2 separate regions of the Homo sapiens genome follow, and region 1 is linked to region 2. A link is a loop called in an ENCODE intact Hi-C map of the cell type or tissue named here. Cell type or tissue: psoas muscle. All regions are shown on one strand. Links, peaks and the distances in the headings refer to the core of each region. The heading gives the core; the rest is flanking DNA.

Region 1 (2,900 bases), core at 159-2,658, 51 kb after region 2:
TTTTAAACTATAGATATCTATTACAAAGAACTGTACAAATGTACTGTTTGCTATTTGTAAATTTAAATCTCAACACTTCCACTATGTTTCCAGTCGGATTTCTCTTCTATCCTCTGTATCAGCAATTCACATCTTCCTAATTCTTCTCAGTCCTCTAGATGCCCCTGTTCCCTCCCTCCTCACATATGCCTTTCACAAAAGAAATGGAAGCCTTTCAATGTTTTCTGACTCTTCTTTCTCTTTCTTTCTTTCTTTTTCTTTCTTTCCTTCTTTCCTTCCGTCTTTCCTTCTTTCCTTCTTTCTTTCAGAACCTCGCTCTGTTGCCCAGGCTGGAGTGCAGTGATCTTGGCTCACTGCAACCTCTCCTCCTGAGTTCAAGTGATTCTCTTGCCCCAGCTTCCCCAGTAGCTGGGATTACAGGTGCCCACCACCACACCTGGCTAATTTTGTATTTTTAGTAGGGTTTTATCATGTTGGCCACAGGCTGGTCTCAAACTCCCGACCTCAAGTGATCCACCTGCCTGGGCCTCCCAAAGTGCTGGGATTACAGGCGTGAGCCACCGTGCCCGGCCAGGACTAACACTTTCTAGCTTTCTACCCTTCAGTCCATAAATTTATTCATTTAGACACCCTGTCTTAACATTTTTTTTTTTAGCCTTTACGTTAACAGAGGCTTCTGGTCCTAATTTCATATCATACCCAGGTTCATTTTCATTATCCATTAAATCTGCTATTTTATGTCTTCTATATTCTTATCTTAAAATACTAAAAGAGAGGACAAAGGATACAACCTTGGGGCACATCCCTAGGGTCTTTCCTCTAGAGTGACTTTTATTCAGTAATGAACTCACTTTGTCTGGCTCTTAAAGCTAAGAAATTATACAACTTTTTTTTTCCATACAACTTTTTTTTGGAGTGCAGGGGCACGATCTCGGCTCACTGCAACCTCCGGCTCCCTGGTTCAGGCGATTCTGCTGCCTCAGCCTCCCGAGTAGCTGGGATTACAGGTATGCGCCACCACACCCAGCTAATTTTTGTATTTTTAGTAGAGACGGGGTTTCACCATATTGGCCAGGATGGTCTCGATCTCCTGACCTCGTGATCCGCCCTCCTCTGTCTCCCAAAGTGCTGGGATTACAGGCATGAGCCACCGCGCCCGGCCTCCTATACAATTTTTTAGTATCTCTCCCTGCCAAGTCAGGTTTCTAGATACCCAGAATTTCACTATCTGAGATTCATTCCTTTGGCTGATGGTTCTGTTCTCCTTTCAAACAATTTTCCTGTCTGACTCTTCAAGCGCATATTAATGCAAATGGACTTAACAGTTCCTTTTCCTGTGGACCAAGTTTGGGGAGGGAGGCAGGACTGATCCTTTACCCTTCAACCTGAACCTTGGTCACAGGCTGACCACTGCGTCCAACCCAGACCAAGCCTTGACCCTGACTAGTCAGTGACCCAGGCCACACCCTAACTCCTGGTCACAACCTGAACCCCTGCTTCAGGTGTGAGAACTGATAGACCGGCGTTGGAATGGAAGGAGGGTGAGGCAAGCTGAGTGGGATTCTCGTGTCCCCAGCCCCGCCCGCGGGCCGCCAGCTTCCCAACCTGCACAGGCCCAGCAGGGCCCCTCCAGGTCTAGGTGAGCAGAGCTCCACCTACAGGTAAAACGCGGCAAGGGGCAGAGAAGGAGCCAAGTGGCGACGTGGTCATGCGCAGAAAGATCCGTCCGGCTCTCTGAGCAGAGGGTAGCGTGTGGGGGCGGGATACCGACGCGGCTCGGCTGCCGATTGGTCAGAAGAGGATAGAAAGGGGCGGGAAGCCGGCGCGGCTCGACTCCCGATTGGCCAGAGGCGGCAGAACGGGGTGGGGCCAAACGACGCGCGTTCTGTGGCGCGCGGCCTGGCGGGCGTGCAACGGCCGTTAGAGGAGCTGAGGGAGGGAACCACCGCTCACCGCAGACGTGGTGGCTGCAGTCAGTCTTCCCGAGTGAGGGATTTCGCCGCCCGCTTTCAGGCCCGTGTAAGTTTTCCTCCTTCGGGAGCCTCAGTCCTAGTGGCCGACCTTGCCTCTCCTCCCATAGCTCCGGCGAAGCCTCAGACGCTCGCGACCTGCCACCGTGAGGGGCCGGGGAGAGCGAAGCGCATGCGCCTCGGCTCCGAAGCCAGTGCCCCGGCATACGCCCTCTCGCGTCCCATTCCCCTCGCTTCCCCCGTTGCCTTGCTTTGCCGTCCGTGGTTCACCCCACGGCAGTCACTTTACCTGCGTGCCAGGCCCTGTGCCGATAGCCAGGGACACAGCGAGCGGCGCATTCCTTGCCCTTGCGGAGCGCACAGCCCTGGGAGTCGACGTTAAGCGGGGTAATCCCTCGGCGCGCAGTGAGGGTAGAGTGGAGAAATCTTACAAAGAGCGCAAAACAGAAGGCGCGGATCTAGTCGGAGAGGTCAGGGAGCCCTCCCCGAGGAGGAGAAGTTTGAGCCGAGATTGGAAGGCTGTGTAGAGAATTAAGGTTGTGGGACGGAAAGCACTTGGCGGGGCCTTACCCCGGTACTTCTCGGCCGGGGCGATTTTGCTTCCCTGGGGACATTGGTCGATGTCTGGAAACACTTTTGATAGTCACAGCTCCAGGGCTTGCTACTGGCATCTAGTGCGAAGAAGCCAGGGATGCTGTTACACAGCCTACTGTGTGTAGGACGCCCCCAACAACAAAGAAAAATCCCCCAAAATGTCAGTAGGGCGGAAGGTGAGGAAGCTTCCTTCAGCGAGAAGGAGCTGGTGCTTTGGTTGAACTGAAAGTTAGTGTGTTCAGGTTTATTTGTTCAACAGTATATTCAACGCTTACTTCACCTCAGTTAATGAGAGCGATCCTTTACACCAGTACATTCCCAACACGTGGCTCAGAG
Region 2 (2,900 bases), core at 253-2,752:
AAAAAAAAAAAAAAAAGATATGGTGGAGCAGGGCAGAGGGATTAATCCACCTGTGCAGGGGCACTGGGATGCCAGAGTTCCCACCCCACCCTCCAGCTTGTAATAATCGATCTCATCAACAACCACTGAATGGAGAGCCTCCCCAACCCTGTGCACTGGCTGCTGCTTGTCCTACAGACCCCACCTCAAATGTCATCTCGGGGAAGCCTTCCCTGTTGTACACTCTCCAAGCTATACTATTAATAAATAATAAATAATAACTTATTATAAACTCATTATCCAATGTTTCATGATACTCATTACAGCCAAAGTTAAATTGATATTGATGTATGATGTCTTTACTGTCTGTTTCCCCAGTGCCTAGAACAGGGCTTGGCATGTGGTAGGCACATGACAAATAAGTCCTGTGCTAATCTCTTTAGATGTCTCAATCATCTCCTTTACTCTAAACCAAAACCCATCAGAGCAGGTATTATCCCCAAGTCTCTGAGGTGAGTAATTGGTGAGTAATTGGCTCTGAGTGGTTAAGCATAGTCCCTTAACCACTGTGCTATTCTTCCCCTGCCAGGTACCTCTTCTCCCACTTAAATGATTTCTCAGCATGCCAGGAGATCCGAGACTTGTTGGAGGAGCTGAGCCAGGTCTTGCATGAGGTAGGAGAACCAAGGGCCAGGCTTGGCCCATGCCCTAGAGACCAAGCTGGGCTAGAGCTTTTTATAACCTGTGAATCAGCCCAGGATCGAGTATGAGGATTGAGACGGGCGAGAAAGGAGGAGAGGAGGCCCTGCCACTGGGTATGGGACAATGGGGCCTGGGGTCCCCTAGCTGGCAGGGGAATTTTGACACTCAGGACAGGGAAGGAGGGGAGGGCACGTGTGGTGACTTCTGGGGGCCTGGTATCAGGGAAACGAGCCCTCTGGTTAAAACGCTGAGGCCCTGTGGTTCTGGGCAGGGGGCCAGTGTAGGGAAGGCAGGGAGGGACTGTACGGAATCCCACCCTGCCCCCAGGAGAAGGCAGTCCCCTTATGGCCCTTGCTCAGGGGAGGCCCCTGCTCTCTCATTCTACTTCCAGGATGGTCCAGCGGCTGAGAAGGAGGGCACAGTCCTGAGGATCGTGAGTCTGTGGGGTGGGAAGAGAGTGGGGGTAGGGGCGATCGGGCTCAGGCTACATAGCCCGCTCCCCTCCCCCAGTGCAGCCACGTGGCTGGGATCTGCCACAACATCCTGGTCTGCTGCCCCAAGGAGCTGCTGGAACAGAAGGCCGTGCTCGAGCAGGTGCAGCTGGACAGTCCATTGGTGAGCCCTGCCCTCCCACCTCTCACTTCTGACCCCTTGGCAGCCTTGTCTGGGCCCTGAAATAGGGTCCAGGATCCCACAGAACCCTGTGCTGCCATGGCTGGAAAGCCTTTTTTGTACAGATGCTAAAATGGAGGCCCAGAGGATTGGCCAGGGTCTCCCGTTGCTCTGCACCTCCCCAGTCCTGAGGGGCCACGCGGGTGTGGCCTCAGGTAGTGTGTTCCAGCCTTGGGATGGAGACGGGGCAGGGGCTTGGGGGCAGTTAGGAGAAAGGGAGAGGATGTGACCTTTCTTGGTTTAATCTTTGACCAGTGGGGAAGACCAGAGCCCTATCCCTGCCCTGTCCCTGCTTGTCCCTTTAGGAATGTTGCTGAGAAGCTGGTACCTCAGAAATCAGGGTCTCCAGCTTCCCTCTGGCTCTTAGCAGAGGAGAAGGCAGAGGCCCACAGGAGTAGCAAGTCCAAAGTCATACAGCAAGTCTGGGCAGGACCAGCTTGGGGTCAGCTCTTGCCACAGTTCCACCCACCATAGAGTCCTGGTGTCTGGCGGGGGTCCTGCCTATTGGCCCTGTTGCCCCCCAGCCCCCGGTGACTATAGCCTCTGCCTCTGCAGGGCCTAGAAATTCACACCACCAGCAATTGCCAGCACTTTGTGTCCCAAGTGGACACCCAGGTGAGAGCCCCACACCCTTCTCAGCCGCCCATCCCCGAGGCCTCTCACCTGCAAGCCAGGCCAACCTCAGGCCCCATTCCCCACGTCAGGTTCCCACTGACTCCCGACTGCAGATCCAGCCTGGAGACGAGGTTGTCCAGATCAACGAGCAGGTGGTGGTGCGTGAGGAGAGGGACATGGTAGGAGGTGAAGGGGTCACCGAGTGGAACCCAAGTCTGGTGGGTGGGGAGGCAACCAAGGGTTCTGACCAGGGTTGTGGGAGCTGCCTTCCAGGAGATGAGCCAGCTAAGTCTGGTGAGAGCATCCTCTGCAGAGCCCAGGTGATGGGGCCCATGGAAGCCCCCAGGAGGCTGCATGAGTGGGAGGCAGAAGTGGGAGGCTGAGAGAGAGCTCCCAGCACGAGGGTGAGAGTTGGTGGTTGCTTTAGAGCCTCCTGCCCAGGTTGATACCAGCCAGTGTTTCTGTCCCCCAGGTGGGATGGCCCCGTAAGAACATGGTGAGGGAACTGCTGCGGGAGCCAGCCGGACTCAGCTTAGTGCTGAAGAAGATCCCGATACCGGAGACCCCCCCACAGGTACCTTCCCCTGCCGCCCCCCGACCTGCCTTCAGACCCCCCCCTCCACAGGTACCTGCCCCCACCACCCCCACACCTGCCTTCAGACCCCCCCCAACAGGCACCTTCCCCTGCTGCGCCCCCCTAGCTCCCTTCAGACCCCCCCACAGGTACCTGCTCCTGCTGCTCCCCTACCCCTGTTGCCCCCCAACCTGCTTTCAGACCCCTGTCTCCATTGCTTTGTTCCTGGTTGTTCCCCAGACGCCCCCTCAGGTCCTGGACTCCCCGCACCAGAGGAGCCCATCACTGTCTCTGGCCCCACTGTCTCCCAGGTAACAGGCTCTGTCCAGGTGTGTCTTGGTGGGGAGACCGTGGGCTC

What was found. Peaks named below come from ENCODE experiments on the same cell type or tissue, not always from the same donor. Only the 100,000 strongest peaks of a DNase experiment are listed, where the experiment ranks them.
Region 1: it touches region 2 in a loop (2.9-fold over the local background); 28 of 110 quality-filtered maps call a loop at or near these places.

Annotation. Positions count from the first base shown.
Region 1 is chr1:26,232,292-26,235,191 of GRCh38, forward strand. CEP85 (centrosomal protein 85) reads left to right here and starts at 1,909. Exons shown (of 14, transcript NM_001319944.2): 1 at 1,909-2,019. RefSeq lists enhancers at 2,108-2,257, 2,578-2,637, 2,728-2,777. In psoas muscle, for the core only: a CTCF peak has its summit at 1,650 (motif pointing left); DNase peaks (open chromatin) are centred at 1,790 and 2,140; H3K4me3 peaks cover 1,498 bases; H3K27ac peaks cover 1,551 bases.
Region 2 is chr1:26,181,289-26,184,188 of GRCh38, forward strand. CNKSR1 (connector enhancer of kinase suppressor of Ras 1) reads left to right here. Exons shown (of 21, transcript NM_006314.3): 4 at 569-653; 5 at 1,073-1,114; 6 at 1,192-1,296; 7 at 1,909-1,968; 8 at 2,058-2,126; 9 at 2,441-2,542; 10 at 2,783-2,853. Among named protein-coding and RNA genes, the nearest start is that of CNKSR1, 5.2 kb to the left of the region's middle. RefSeq lists an enhancer at 782-1,283. In psoas muscle, for the core only: no CTCF peak of the experiment used is centred there; DNase peaks (open chromatin) are centred at 683 and 1,213; H3K4me3 peaks cover 2,022 bases; H3K27ac peaks cover 2,318 bases.